2 separate regions of the Homo sapiens genome follow, and region 1 is linked to region 2. The links are chromatin loops, found by intact Hi-C in ENCODE. Cell type or tissue: PC-3. All regions are shown on one strand.

Region 1 (8,000 bases), 59 kb before region 2:
GGGAAGTTTTGTGTCATCATTTCTTTCTTTCTTTCTTTCTTTCTTTTTTTTTTTGAGATGAAGTTTCATTGTTGTTGCCCAGGCTGGAGTGCAATTATGTGATCCTGGCTCATTGCAACCTCTGCCTCCCAGGTTCAAGTGATTCTCCTGTCTCAGCCTCCTGAGTAGCTGGGATTACAGGCATGCACCACCATGCCTGGGTAATTTTTTGTATTTAATACAGACAGGGTTTCACCATGTTGGTCAGGCTGGTCTTGAACTCCTGGCCTCAGGTGATCCACCCTGCTCAGCCTCTCAAAGTGCTGGGATTACAGGTGTGCACCACCACACCCGGTCATCATCATTTCTTTAAATAACCTTCTAGCCTTTTTCTTTTTCTCTGATCCTTCTGAGATTTCCATGATATGCTTATTGGTCTGCTTGACAGTGTCCCATAAGTCCTATATGCTTTCTTCACTCTTTTCATTATTATTGTTATTATCTTTGTTCCTCTGACTGGGTAATTTCAAATGATCTGTCTTAGTGTTTGCTGGTTCTTTCTTCTACTTGACTGATTCTTCTATTGAAGCTCTCTATTCTTTTTTTCACTTTAGACATTGTATTCTTTGGCTCCAGAATTTGTTTGGCTCTTTTTTTGTGGTTTCTCTGTCTCTATTGAACTTCCGATTTTCTTTTCATGTATTGTTTTCCTGATTTTGTCTAGTGTTCTGCACTCTCTCATAGTTCACTGAGCTTTAGGATGGCTATTTTGATTTACTTATCATGGAATTTATAAATCTCCCTTTCTTTGGGGTTAGTCCACTGGAGCTTTATTTTGTTACTTTGGTGCTGCTATATTTCCTTGATTCTTTGTGCTCCTTGTAGACTTGTGTTACTCTTGTTGCATTTGAAGAAGTAATCGTCTTCTCTACTCTTTACTGACTGGCTTCAAGAGAGAAAGACCTTCACCAGCAAGCCCAGCTAGAGATTCTGGGAGTCTCTCAGACTTTTTCTGGATGTATCAATTTTACTCTTCTTGTTCTCTATAAGAGGAGAAATTTTAGGGGTTGTGTGCTGTCTCTGGATTCTGCAACACCAGGTCTGGTGCTATGAGGCTCCCATTTATTTTTCCTAGGGCAATGTTCAAGGTTATTCAAATCAGCAGGGTTGAGCTGTCTGCTAAGATCCACACCTTCTGTTGAGATATGTGTGCTATGAATGGGATTTTATGTGGGCTATGCACAGGGTACTGTCCATGGGGAGGGCATGTGGGGTCCTGGAGGCATGTGTCAGCTGATTATGATGGTCCTCAGGTGAGTCATTCTGCGGGCAAACCTCTTGGTGGAATGTGAAAGCTGATTAATAGGATTTATGTCTAGCCTTTTCAGTGCGTCCACTCTTGGATTTTGTGTTCCCCTGGAGTGCTGAAATATCAGTTAGACTCTGTGATTCCCACAAAGATATACTCATCCATGGGTAGTTACCAAAATTGGTGTTTTGGCGGGGCATGACATCTAGAATCTCCTAATCCATCATCTTGCTGACATCCCTCCCTGTTTTCATTGTTGTTATTTTATTTAATTAATTAATTTTTTTTTGAGATGGAGTTTCACTCTTGTTGCCGAAACTGGAGTGCAAGAGCACAATCTCGGCTCACTGCAACCCCCACCTCCTGGGTTCAAGTGATTCTACTGCCTCAGCCTTCCCGAGTAGCTGGGATTACAGGTGCGTGCCACCACACCTGGCTAATTTTTTGTATTTTTAGTAGAAACAGGGTTTCACCATGTTAGCCAGACTGGTCTTGAACTCCTGACCTCAGGTGATCTGCCCGCCTTGGCCTCTCAAAGTGCTGGGATTACAGGTATGAGCCACCGTGCCCAGCCTTCGTTGTTCTTATTATTATTATAAGATGTCCATTTATCTTCATGTATAGCTGATAATGCTCCAGTTTTTATTCTCATGGTGATTCATATGGGAAAAGTTAGTTTGTATGATTATTTAGGAGTCATCGTTCCTTCATTTTAGACAGTTTTGCTTACTTTTTAGGAAAAAAAAACAAAATTTGATCTAACCTAAATGTGAATTATGATTCAGAAGAGTGGAAGGCATTATCATTTCTGTGGCTTCAAATACCAATGTTGCTTGTTTATCTGTGTTGCTAAGGTTGACTTTTGTTGCTCTCCCTCATGTATTGGGATTAACCACACTGACTGAATGGGGATTCTTATGGTTTGAATTCTGTCCCCTCTAAAAATATTGAAGTCCTAACTCCCAGTACCTGTAAATTTGACCTTATTTGGAAACAGGGTCTTTGTAGATGATCAAGTTATGGTGAAGATTGCATCTTTATAACAAAGAGAAGTTTGGACATGGAGATACATGCGCACAGAAAGAATGTCATGTGTAAATTGGAGTTAGGCTCCCCAAATCCAAGGAACTCCCAGAAGCTAGGAGACAGACCTGGAACCATCCTTCTAAGGTTGATGCCTTTGGGGTGAACATCCTGCTGACACCCTAATCTCAGGTTTCAGGCCTCCAGAACTGTGAAACAATAAATTTCTGTTGTTTGAGCCACTCGGTTTGTGGTACTTCGTTAAAGCTGACCTAGAAAACTAATAAAGGGCTATTATATAGGAATCCATACTTTTCATGGTTGCCCCATTAGCACTCTATATTAAAAGTTCTATATTAGGAGAGTTTGAGGGAGCACAAACTGTCAAAACCACACCTAGGAGAAGTTTATTTCAGAAACAGAAATTAAAGAGTCACTCAAGCTGGTAAATGTACTGAGTCTTTAGGCCCATTATACTAATCTGTCTCTGATGTGCCTGGCCCATGGGAGTTACTTGTAACTTATGAGATGCAAAACCCTGTTGGGCTCATATGTGACTGGGAAGTGCCCATCATTCATTCATTTCTATTTTATTAGATCTTAGGATATTTAATGTGCCAGTATTCAGAGTAATAAAGATAGAGCTGTGAGTAAAAGTCTGCCAGGAAATTGGTAATGAAAATACTTTTGTGGGTGACACAGCAATTTCACCCACTCACATTTAACTGAAAAGTTCTCTTCATAGAGACCAGATAACCCAAGCTGTGCTGTGCTGTTTGACACGTACATATTTCCCCTTTCATCATAATTACTCTGCTGGCCAGTGTGTGGGTACTGTTTTTTTTCCCCTTGAGGAGCAAGTTTTTTTTTTTAAGAGAGGAGGAAGAAAGACAGGAAAGTTGTTTGCTTGAGTGTAGAAATGCCATCGTGAAGTAAGACATTTTAAAAAATTCTCTTATTTCTGGCATGCTGCGTAGTTGTAATTCCACAGTATATAGATTACTTTAACATAGCTAGAAGCAGCTTGATTACATTTTATATCGGGGTAAAAATGCCCCTGGCTATTGGTATACAGCTGGGAAGGAATTTTATGGCTGAACTGAAGCAAATCTGAAAAGTGAGGAGGCCTGACTAAACCCTCTTTCATCATGCCACTAAAATCACTGTTTAGTGTTAGTTTCTGAACCAAGGTATGAGTCACAAATTTAAAAAGCCTCAAGAATATGTGCTTGCAAAATAATGTGTACCACTTTCCTTTACTGGAAAAAATTAGCTGATATACATTTAAGACTTATAAATGAGATATAAAGTCAAATAGTAGTGCATGCCTGCTATGTCTAAGGACTTTGCTGGGCCCTGTAAGAAACACAAGGAAGGGTAAGTTAGGTGTCTAATCTGAAGAATCTGAATGCCTATCCAAGAAGTCAGGTCAAATATAGTTAAAATGTTAACAGGAGACTGAGTAGTATATAATCTGAGTCAAATGGATGATATAGCAGACAGTAAATGCAATAGGAATTCAAAAGAAGGAAAGGTCACATTAACTCAATCAGTTATTCATTCGTTCTTTTGATCAGCAAATATTTATTGAGTATGTATTATATGTCATGTACTGGCCTGAGTGAAACAATTTAATATGCACATGGCATCCAGTATGAATGCGGCAGTCTAAGTTCTTGATTACAGTCACACCTGTGATCTGACCTTCTCATCTGACCTCTACTTTAACCCCATTTTACAGATGAGAAAATCAAGACTTAGCACTCAAAAAAACAAGCTAACTAATTCAAATGAGTATTTGAGTTAAACCTGATGGTTTGAGTAACAGTTTTCAGAGATGACTCAGAGGTATGAGGTCTGGGTGCTTGAGAGGCCTATGAACCAAAATAGTCATCGAGTGAGTGTGTGTTTAGGGGAGATGAGAAATTTTATTTTAAATATATTGAGTTAAAAGCAATGGTGGGATGTCTATGCGAACCAACCACTTCGTCTTTGGAGATGTGGGCCTGCATCTTTGATAGCTAAAGATTTGGGTGGCATACATATAGAAATGATAATTGAAGTATTAATAGTCAATGAGTTTTCCAGAAGAAGTAGTATGAATATTTGAGAGAGGGGGCAAAGGTTCCAACCTTGTGAAAAGCCTGTGTTTGGGGAGGTGGGGAAGGATTGACAAAAGCAGTCATCAAAGTGACCAACAAGAAGGAATAGCTTCAGGAAATGCTGCCTCATCCCAGAGGTTGATAGCATTACTTCAAGATGAAACATGTTAAAAACTACAAGGAATGCAAGGAGAAAGAGGGCAAAACAGAAACAGAAAAAGGGCCTTTGAGGATAGCAACAATGCAGATTTGTGGTTCTTGGGAAGGTTCAGTGAAGAAGGAGGAGCCAAACCAGATTACTTTAAGAGATGGGAGCATAGAGAGGAATGAAAGTAGTGGATATAAACTATTCAACTGGGGGGAATTTAAAAAATTTAAGTGTGAAATCTTTCAACTGAAAAGTAATTATCCAATGTTGTTTTTCACTTTGTCCAAAGATTAGATTAATATTACCCTCCTAATGAAATGAAAGCAGCATTCTACTTTCCTGATTCCTTTAATTGCTCTTACTGCAATGTTGGCAGACTGCTTTAGGGAATTATCTGAAATCTGATTCCTATTAGATTCAGAATTTAGTCATCATCATGGTTCAGAGAGTAAGACATGGAAGAACAAAATCAACAAAGATCATGCCCTGTGCCAGATCAGAGAGAAGAGGAATACTGTGCTCTTTCATGGCAGGTCCAGTGCTTTTGGTAGTCTCCATTTATTCCCACTGCCCAGCAAGTCTCAGCACGTGGCAAATGCTTTACAATATTTATTTGATGTAATGTGGAAGTATTAATTGTGGAGATAATGATTTTACTGTGCATACTTCTTTTTGGACTCTTTAAACATGAATTACCTGGTGGCATCCAGGATCGAAGGCTTAAAGGCAGTGTTTAAACCAAAAGGCCATCACTAATAAGCTCACTACAAAAACAAAGACTACATGAATCTAATGGCTTTATGCTATTCTCCAATTTGCCACCTTTTTAAAGGTTTTTAGAGCTTAGATGTGGAAATTTTTCAGGTGAGTAGAGTTAAGATGATGCTGTAATGCATCAACATGACTTAAAGCAGATGAAACATTTTCTGTTACCCCTCTTAGAATGACCAAGTCATGTTTTATTTACAATTTACATTCACCTTTTCCTAAAGGGGTTTGATGTGCCATATAAAACTATATTAATGTAAAAGTTACAAGTAGGATTAGAAAGAAGAGTAGAGCAGCAAGCATCTGTAAGGGACAGAGAGAGGACATGTTTTTAGACTGTTAAAATAAAACCTTTTTTATAACAGGACATTGAGTTTGCCTCTTTGTGTTTCCTGGTAGCTCAGGCAAAGCTGAAATAGTTTGGATATAATTTTATTGTTGGTTAAAATAATCACAGGAACCAAGCTCTAGGAGGAATCTGTCATGCAGTTTCTTACATAGGTGGTTTGGAGGAACACAGCAGTCAGTGTTTTAAGCACAAAATCACGCAATACCCAGGTAAAATGTTGAACAAAGTACCTTTTATGTTGCCCTCTATAAAGTTTGAAGGTGTAACATTAAATTGAACCCCAGGGAAGATACTTCCACTGGAGCATGGGAGAGAGTAGTTGCCAGATAGTGAATTGCTTTTTTTAAAAAAACTGTTTATATACTTTTGTATTATGAAAGTAATTCAAGTAGATAAATCTATAAAGATAAAATAAAAAGAAATGCATTTATAATTTCAACATCACTTTGTCGAAATATTAGCAAACTAATATTTGCTTTGTTGCCACAATGAATAAATGCATGTGTCTAAACATATGAATATAAATTTACATATGGTATACAGATGTATATTATGAATGAGAACATATAGTGCATATAAGCATTTGGAATTGAGATATATCTATGTCTATATATCTATATGGATATATGATTTTGTATTAGTCTTCCATTTAATAAAAAATCATGCCCATTTCCTCATGAAAACTATTTTAATGGTTAATAATTCTTTATGCAAATAATTTATAATTCATTGAACTCTCAGTTGTTGGGAAATTTGTGTTTTATTTTATTAAGGATATTATCGCTGTGATATTTGTTGCAAATACATTCATAGTTTATGATTTGCCTTTTAATTTAATCTTTGGTATTAGAAACTTTCATTTTTATTTAGTCAATCTTTTCCATTGTAATTTTGTTTCTGCTTTTTTTCCATAAAGTCTTCCTCGTCTGGTTCATTTTTCAACTTTGAAAAGCTGAAATTTAGCTAGGCAATGATTATGCCTACTAAAACCTAGACTTAGGCAAGTTATGATTTTTAACAAGAAAAATATAATATTCCCAGGCAGAAGAATGTAATTTTAAGTAGTGAAGAGAAAAAAATATGACCGAAATGATAAAGTCCCAAGTCTTACTAGGAAGACTTTTCCCTTTACGTTTTCTTCTTTGCTATAGTTTGAAATGTCTTCCCCACTCCAAAGTGGTATGAATGTGTTTCTAAATTTTCTTCTAGTTCTTTTATACTTTCACCTCTTACACTTAAATTTTATTCATTTGGATTATTTAACTTGGTATATGTGAATACATCTAAATTATTTTATTTCAAAATGAACCTGAATCTCAGCACCATTTTTAACAAATCACCCTTTCCCACTGATGTGAAATGTTATTTGCTAATGTTCTGTTACACTCTATTTCTTAGGACTCCTGCCCAGTCCTAGCGTTTCTAACCAAAATTGTGTATAGCTTTCTCTTTACATCTTTGTCCTTTTAATTTTGTGAAATTTTGATATTGGGAATGGCTTTGCTTCACTAAATGTATTAAAAATAGCATTCCAAATGTTTTAGTACTCCAAAATGGCTTATAGATCGTAAGAAATATCTGTTCCTTGACAGTTGAAGGATCTTGCTTATAAAACTGTTGGATTCTATAGCATTCTTTGAAGGCAATTCTTCAAATTAAAACATAATGTCCATAGCTATGGGCCTGTTAAGATATTTCACTTCTTTTGAGTCCATCTTGATTATTTATATTTTCTCACAAACTGTCCATTACACACAATATTTATAATTTTATATTTTAAAATATCTATAACATTTTGTATGGAATATTTGCATATGATATTCTTTCATACTTTTAAATAATCCCATGTTTCTTGATTATATATGCTTTCTCATTAATAATGTTTGTGTTTTTTCTCTTCTGCTAAGTTTATCAAAGTGTAAATCTTTTTTAAAAATAACTGAAAATTTTACAATCCATTTCTATTATGTTCAAATTTATTCAATTATTTTAGTAATTGATTACTTGATTATATTTAATAACTTCTCCAATTTTTTTCTTCCAATTTTCCTTAGGTTCTGTCTTGATTTTCTGACATTTTGAGTTCAAATAAAACCTTGAAGACTATTTTTATAAGTAAATTTGGCCATATATCTGAAGTTTCTATTTTTGTTTTTATTCTCATTTTTACATGAGTATTTCTCAAGTGACAAATCTTAAAACTTTAAAAAATGTTTACATTAAACTGTGTCACAAGAATTGTGTTGGTTTCAGAAAATTTATTGAATGGCTTTTCATTTTTTATTACAGTCGAGTAATAGTATGAAATGAGAATTACTTGAT
Region 2 (8,000 bases):
GAAACCTTTAGAGTGGTATCTGGGCATTAAGGTTTTAAAAAGCATAACAATTAAAGGATTTTCTCAAAATTGATATCTCAATCATAAAAGCCAACAGCCAAAAGCTCTAGGGCTTAAAACAAGCAAACAAAAAGCTGTTTGGACCATACTTGGCAGCCAGATTAACTTTAGTAAAACAATGTTACGATTGCAGCTCATTTTGCATTGGCTTTTATTCACGTGCTTTTTGGTGAGAACAAGACGGCTGTTCCTTTGATAAGTGTTGCCCAACCCACCATACGCACCATCCAAGGGTCCTGGCAGGTGGATTTATCACATATTCTGCCACATTGTGCATGGGCTTCATTCAATAATCTGCAGGAGTAATTAATTTATGATAGAGAGAGAGAGGGAGAGAGCGTGTGTGTGTGTGTGTGTGTGTGTGTGTGTGTGTAATTGATTCACAGGCATGTAGACCAGAGCAAGGACCAGGAAACTACTCTCTATGTAAAATCACTCCTTGCCCAACCTATTCAAGCTCTTCTATCAAGTTGATTTCTTTTTCTTATCTCCTCCTGGCTCCCCTCCCCAGTGTGCCCACAGTTGTAAGTCAGTCTTTTGAAGGAAAGATGAAGGCAATGTCTAGTACAGCCTTACTCAGATGAGTCTCCTCCATGTCTATCTCTCTGGCCTTTTTTTCCCACTTGGTGTCACAATGCATCCCTGCTCTTAGTGGTAACAGATAATAGATTACAGTCCCACTGGTTTGCCACTTCCTTCATGCTCAAGACAATGAGGCCTGTAAAAGAAAGACGGTTACTTGGGCAATTAGGTGGTTAGGCATTGCTAACAATCTTGACTTTTTATGCTGGTGACTATACTTGTGCTTGTATGAGGGAATGAGGAACTGTCCTAGCATTCTGGCGCAGCAGTTCTCTGCTTTTGATACCAGCTCAAGAGTATTTGAGGCTGCCAGTAACTGTCCGATTTTGAACAGTTATGGACTTTTCTCTTGTACTTAAATCTTGAATTGGCTCTCACTCTACTGATTTCTTGTTCCTTTATATGGTGTTCTCATACATGTGTTCCATACATATATTTTAACAGGAACAGCAAGAACAGTTTGTGTTCTGAGATTGACATCACCTGCTGATAGGATATGGGTTAATTTAGTTGGTAGAGAAATGCGCAAAAAGGAAAAGCTTTCTTCAACGAGATATAATGCACCAATTCTACCTTTATCAGTAATCTGTTGAATGGCCTTGGGTAAGCCTCTTAATCGATTCTGCTTCTGTTTTTTTCCTCTGTGAAAAAAAGAATTATAAAGACATCCTGCAGCTGAAAGGAATGTTAATGATCCTAAAACACTAGAATATTAAAAGGAGGTGCACTGAGCATTGATGGTGCTGCTAGTTCCAGAGAAAGCTTATGCTAAATCCCCAGACAGTTTCAACTCTTCACTGTCTGGATTATTCAAAGCATGTTCAGATGTTTCTGGACAAATAAAACAATGGTTGAATAATTAGGGTATAGTAAAAATGGTACAAGTGTATGCAGGTTAAGTCAATCTTGTGAAGAGGTTAAGGAAACATCTGCCAAATTCTTTTAAAAACCTAGTATAAATGAAAGGCATATTTTAAAACAAGGTATTTACAGATGATGACATCTAATTTATTAAAATCTCATTGCTCATGGGAATATGTACTTGCCAGTAAGAAGATAATTGTTTAAATATATGATCTCATGGAATAAATATGTTGTATAGCTAGGGTTATAAACAGGAACATTATTTAAATATACACTGGAATTTGTTATTATACTCTTTTAAGATTGGACTTTAAATGTTTTAACACTCAAGGATATTAATCTGCTGATGGTAAAATTTTCACATTGGTACTTTCTCCACATTCATATTTCTAATCAGTAAAGGAAGCCAAGGGGTAAAATTTGTAATTTACAAAGTAGAATTCTGTGAGATTGAAGCAGCCCTTAATTCTAGCCATCTCGTCTGTTTATGGAAGGGTGTTGCTTCTGGGTGTTTGAAGTGTAAATCTGGGAACTCTTCAGCCTTAGAGCTAAGAGAAATGGCCTTAGAGCCATTTCTAAGGTAACCAGCATCCAAAACACAGACAGCTTTATAAGTCAGAATTAACACCTTGAATTGTTTCTCAAAGCCAAATGGAAGTTCTCAAAACTTCTGGAGCCCAGTTGATGTCACCGTGTTACCAGTTTCCTGGACAGATGTAGCTCCAGCATTCTCACCAGTTAAAAGTTTCTCTCTCTTTCGTAGGCTTGTGTAGTTCTTGAGAATAGCTGTATGTAGGGCATCTAGTTATAATCCAGCTGAGAAATTAGACTGCCAGAGGTCAGAGTGGCCACTGTGAAGCCAATTTATTTTATTTCAAACGAGACCAGGCTACCCCTTAGGGCTCCATCCACATGTTTCTGACCTCTTTCTGGGAGAGGGCAAAAATCCATACATCTGATTACACACTCAAGCTCTCATCAAAATAACTCCAATCTAAGTCAGCTTGATCAGTTCTGATAAGGCCGTTGACTAGGTTTGAGGGCCAAGATCAGAAGCAGCGGGACAAGGATGACACAGGGAGGAGTGGTTTGTTTTGGAATTCCTGGTATTTCAATTCTGATACTTTTCAAAGGAAAGAAAATGATCACTAAAAGAGTAATAGGTAGACAAAGTAAGTTGCCTTGGGCAAAAGTGGCGTTTGCCCTGAATAATTAGGTGCTCTCTCTATGTGTTTATGTGTGAACCTAGTAATCCAAGTAGCAAAATGGGCTAACAGCATTGCACATTTATCTTCATCTGTTACATGAGAAAATGGTAGGGTAACACAAATGAAAGAGGTTTTAAGGAAACCAGTTTGGCAGGGCCACATTAATATTTAAGAGTTGATTCACACAATATCCTGCTTTAAGTTTAGTCTGAAATAACTTGGAAAACTTTCAGAATGATCAAGTAGTATAAAATAAACATTTAACTTCATTCTCTTGGCCACAAATTTCAAATTCTGTGATAAGATAACCTAAAGAGCTTTATCCCTTCTTGATGCATTTCCCAATTTTATCTTGAATTCCAAATTTAAAGAAACCATCATTATTGCCTAAGTTTTGTGGGGTTGCTGCTATTGCTGTCACTTGCCAAGTGTAATCAGTGTTTACTAGTTGAACCACAAATACATAGTATTAACCATGTTCTAAAGATTTAAAAAAGGAAAGGAGATAAGGGACTTGCTGTAAAGTCTTTGTCATTTTCCTATGAAATGCCAGCCAAAAAGGCACTTTTCTAAGAGGGGAAAAAAAAATACTTGAGAACTTAAACTCTTTGGCAGTGCCTAAGCTTTTCCTGAATTCCTTCATTAGAAGAACCCTGTGGCATGGCACCTACAGAATACTTTTATGGTGTTTTCATGGCATTTACACTCATCCTTAGCTCTCACAGAGCTTTCTTCAGTAACCAGGTCTTTTGGGACAGCAGACGGGAAGAAGGATAATTATGAAGAAAGCCAAGTTCACAAAATTGCTGAGATAATTTAACTTCTTACATGGCCAAACCCACATAAGATGAAGTCATTTGCATGCTGCCTAGGACATGCGTTTTCCATAAACCCTACCACTGACTCATGGTGCTTAGTCATCAACATTCTAATGTCCCCACCTGTAAAACAAAGATAATAGTATCAGTCACATGGACAGTGATGAAACGAAACTGCTTTTAGAGGACTTTGACCTTGCCAGTAAGTGAAGTCCACATAACTGTGTTCTTTAGCAGAAAGGTGTTTTATTAAAGAAGCATATGGACAAGGAACTATCTCTGAAATGTTTTCAGAGCTTCTCTGGTGTTACATGCATAGTAAATATTTTCTTTAAATTAGATGAAAAATGTGAGTAGTCCTTTTATATACTGTCATGAAATTGCTCTCTTTGTGTTATGTTACATAATGGTTTCCTTTTAGTTTTGTGACTCTGCCGTTTTCTGGTGAATTATTGATATTTAATCCTCTTGCTAAGACCACAGCATTTACATGGAAGCTTCCACTCTGGCCTTTGCAATTCTCCTTGCCCTGATTTTTAATTTTTCTACAGCACTTCTCTTTCTCTTTCAATATACTTTATGAGTAATTGATTGATTGATTACATTAAATGTTTGTTGTTATCATCCCCCACTGGAATATACTTTCTAGGAGTTTACACATTTCTGTTTTGATTAATAACATATCCCCAGTATCTAGAACATGTCCTGACATAGAGTATTGGTTAAATATTTCCACTGAATAAATGAAGTACTTGTTTGGATTCCAGCTTCCACTCAGTTTCTACAACTTAGAGCTGAAATTTTACTCAGGCTTTTGAACTAATCTGGCCCTAAATCCATCCACTAACACTTTCTTTCTTCCCTCTTATCGTCCTACCTTCTTTCCGGCTGTCTGTTCTCAGCTTCCAGTCTATTTAGGATTTACTCTTTCCATTGCCACCCGGAACAGTGGGAAGAGACTATCGCTCTCTCATTTGCTTGGTTTTGACACTTGCTTTTAGCTGTTAGTTGTGATTCTCTGACTAAGGGCTACTACAATCTGGTGAATCATTTATCTGAAGAAGAATTATAGAGGCACAGTCAATAAGTACAAAATGGCTGCCAGTGCTTTATGGGGGGAACATATGTGTGGATGTTGGAATTGATAGTCCCTGGGACAGTGTGTTACAAAGGGCCCTTCTGGCATCTGATTATCTTTCAACAAGAAAAGCATGTATACTGATCGATGTTATTATGTGGCCTTTTAAACTTTCAATTCATTTCAGATGTGGCTTAAAGTAATGTGTCATCCAGAGTTTGTTCGCCTGTTGGATGATTCATTCATTGATCTTCCAAACAAACAGATGGTGGGTAGGGGAGAAGACAGTGGAAAAAGAAAGGAAAGAAAGTAACAAAAGGGGAAATAATGTTGACATGAAGATGTCTGTTTTGTGATTTTTTTTATCTCTTAAAAACTAGAAATGACTATCTTGGTTTCTTCTGTGAAAAATTCAAACTAGTAATACCATAAACTTGAAGTAAGTTCCATGGTTTAACTGAAATATCTGCAGTATTGTTTGTTTTATGGTTGTCGTTTTCATCTAAATGAAGATGATATTTATATAGGACAGTGAGGCTAGAACATAAGTAATACATTGGATTTGATGACTCTGGTTGAAAATATTAAACATTTGGGGTAAAACGGGATCATATCATGAATGGTTCTTTACTTTGTACTCAAAAGAGTCAGGCCATAAAATTTATTGCATGTTTTATAGAAAGCCAAAAATAGTGTGTGTTTTTTGTCAAGACACTTGGCGATTCATTCAAAAAACATGACAGTACCTTCCAAGTACAAGGCGCTGTGCCTAGGGCTACAGCAGGAGAGAGACATGGGATGAGATCTAAAATTTCGCCTGTTTCTTTCAAAAATTATTTTTAAGCCTCACTAAACTCTTCAACGCAGGTATTATGTTTATTTTCTAAGTACAAAAACTGAAGATGAGAAAAGTTAAGTAATTATTCCAAAGTCACATTGCCTATATGTGGCAGAAGCAGTATTCAAAATGGTGGCACTAAACCTATGGTATTTTGATGAAGCCACCTTCAAAATATTCACAACCCAGAAGAGACAATCTCTGTCTCTCATTCGCTCAACTTCTCTCTGTCTCTGACTTACTCAATCACACACATACACACACATGCACCTAGAATATAAGGGAAGATGTAATACATAAATAAATAAAAGGGGGGCAAATAGTCACTTATTTGATGATTTTGAGTATGTAGATTTGAAGGGCTTCCTTAAATGCCTGGACATCTGGCTGAGTACAGTAGTTCATGCTTGTAATCCCAGCACTTTGGGAGGCCAAGGCGGGAGGCTCACTTGAGCTCAGGAGTTTGAGACCAGCCTGGGCAGCATAGCAAGACCCTGTCTCTAGAAAAAAATTAAAAATTAGCCAGGCATGGTAGTACACACTTGTAATCTCAGCTACTCGAGAAGCTAAGGTAGGAGTATTGTTTGAGCCTGGGAGGTTGAGCTGCAATGAGCACTCTAACCTGGGCTACAGAACAAGACCCTGTCTCAAAAAAGAAAAAAAAAAAAGCCTGGACATTTGCCAGCATTTCACATTGTTGTCTGGTTATTCAGTGACATGCATGTATTCACAACTATCCATGTCTACTTTGTGCACATACTAAGTACTGAGATGCTGACATACACACATACTTAAGACGTACTGTTACCTTTGAGTCTTAGTTTTATGCAAGACAGTGATATATCAAAAAACTGTTATGGTATTGGCCAATTATCCAGTTCTTTTGAAAATATACCAGGTAGAAAAACAAACTGCCTCTTTCAACAGAATAAAGAAGGTACAGTTGGTGGTTAGAATGCTATAATCCTGTATGGAAAGGAAAGTGGGGCTTAAGTAGTACAATGAGGCTTAACTGAGGACAAATATATTCCATTCCATTTTCCTATCCTTCCCTTTCAAAGCATTGCTTTGAAGCTCTGTCTCCCTCATAGTGTTCATGTTTTGCATCCCCTGGAAAAATATTTTTTTCAGAGCTTACAGATGGCAATTAGATGACAGGCTTATGGAAAATAATTATTTAAAACTGCATAGAACTTTGAAATCCTTGGAGAAAAGTCATGGCATGGCTATACAAATCATGGATGGTGGTTACACTACAGTCACTCAGCTCAATATAGCAAACTATTAGTTTGCATTTCCAAAGTAATATCTAGTTGAGGGAATGGCGAATACTCTGTCAAATACTGGGAACAATCATATTTCACTGGAAACAATGTCAATTTAAAATATCTTATGATTTTAGAGAAGTGTGAAAAAATATACATCTTAGAATTGGTGAAGTAGGGTGTAGATTCAATAAAGTTCTCCGACAAAACAGAACTGATAGGATGTGTATATATACAGAAAGAAAGATTTATTTTAGGGAAATAGCCCATGTGACTGTTGAGGTTGGCAAATCCAAAATCTGCAGGGTAGTTTGGCAGGCTGGAGACCCAGGGAAGAGCTGCAATTTGAGTCCAAAGCAGTCTCCTGGCAGTATTCCCTCTTCCTCTGAGGAGGTCAGGCTTTTTGTTTTAAAGGCCTTCAGCTGACTAGATGAGACCTACTCACATCATGAGGTGTAATCTGTTTTACTCAAAGTCAACTGATTTAAAAGTTACTCTCATCTAAGAATATCTTCATAGAAACATCTAGAATAATGCTTGAGCAAATATCTGGGTATATTGTCTAGCCAAGTCGACATAAAATTAACCATCACGGCCGGGCGCAGTGGCTCACACCTGTAATCCCAGCACTTTGGGAAGCCAAGGCGAGCAGATCACAAAGTCAAAATATCGAGACCATCCTGACCAACATGGTGAAACCCCATTTCTACTAAAAATACAAAAATTAGCTGCTCATGGTAGTGTGCACCTGTAGTTCCAACTACTTGTGAGACTGAGGCAGGAGAATCGCTTGAACCCGGGAGGCAGAGGTTGCAATGAGTCGAGATCATGTCACTGCACTCCAGCCTGGAGACAGAGTCAGACTCCATCTTAAAACAAACAAACAAACAAACAATTAGCCATCACAGGGTGACATCAGGAAGTATGGGGAGAGTCTCTTCATTGACAGAAATATTAGTACTAGAAGTGACTCCTAAACAGAGTCCAGAGACCAGAAGGGACAGAACAGCGAGCACTTTGCTCTGCCTCTCAAGGCTTCTGTAGGGGTTGGAGTTCATTGTCTCTGATCTCTTCAGGCCCCTCCCTCAGAGAGAAACATCCGTAACACACCTAACCTAGACCTTAGAATACAACTGTGGTGCGGTATGAAGGGGAAGAGTCTGTCCTTTTCTCCACATCACTAAAGTTTACATTTTTCTGTTTTCCTAACTTAACAGAGGCCAGACACCCAAGGGGAGGGTGGGAGATGTAGAGAGAAATCACGTATGCTTCAAATATATGAAATAC

What was found. A loop is a pair of places that touch in the nucleus more often than their neighbours do. Peaks named below come from ENCODE experiments on the same cell type or tissue, not always from the same donor. Only the 100,000 strongest peaks of a DNase experiment are listed, where the experiment ranks them.
Region 1: it touches region 2 in a loop (6-fold over the local background); 5 of 110 quality-filtered maps call a loop at or near these places.

The regions. Positions count from the first base shown.
Region 1 is chr6:81,992,715-82,000,714 of GRCh38, reverse strand. The region is part of intron 3 of LINC02542 (long intergenic non-protein coding RNA 2542); the gene reads left to right. Among named protein-coding and RNA genes, the nearest start is that of LINC02542, 110 kb to the left of the region's middle. In PC-3, no CTCF peak of the experiment used is centred here; DNase peaks (open chromatin) are centred at 3,054, 3,444, 4,164 and 4,994; H3K4me3 peaks cover 1,424 bases; H3K27ac peaks cover 4,968 bases.
Region 2 is chr6:81,934,202-81,942,201 of GRCh38, reverse strand. The region is part of intron 3 of LINC02542 (long intergenic non-protein coding RNA 2542); the gene reads left to right. Among named protein-coding and RNA genes, the nearest start is that of LINC01526, 120 kb to the right of the region's middle. RefSeq lists an enhancer at 3,354-4,553. In PC-3, no CTCF peak of the experiment used is centred here; DNase peaks (open chromatin) are centred at 2,551, 2,861, 3,631 and 4,721; H3K4me3 peaks cover 2,833 bases; H3K27ac peaks cover 5,271 bases.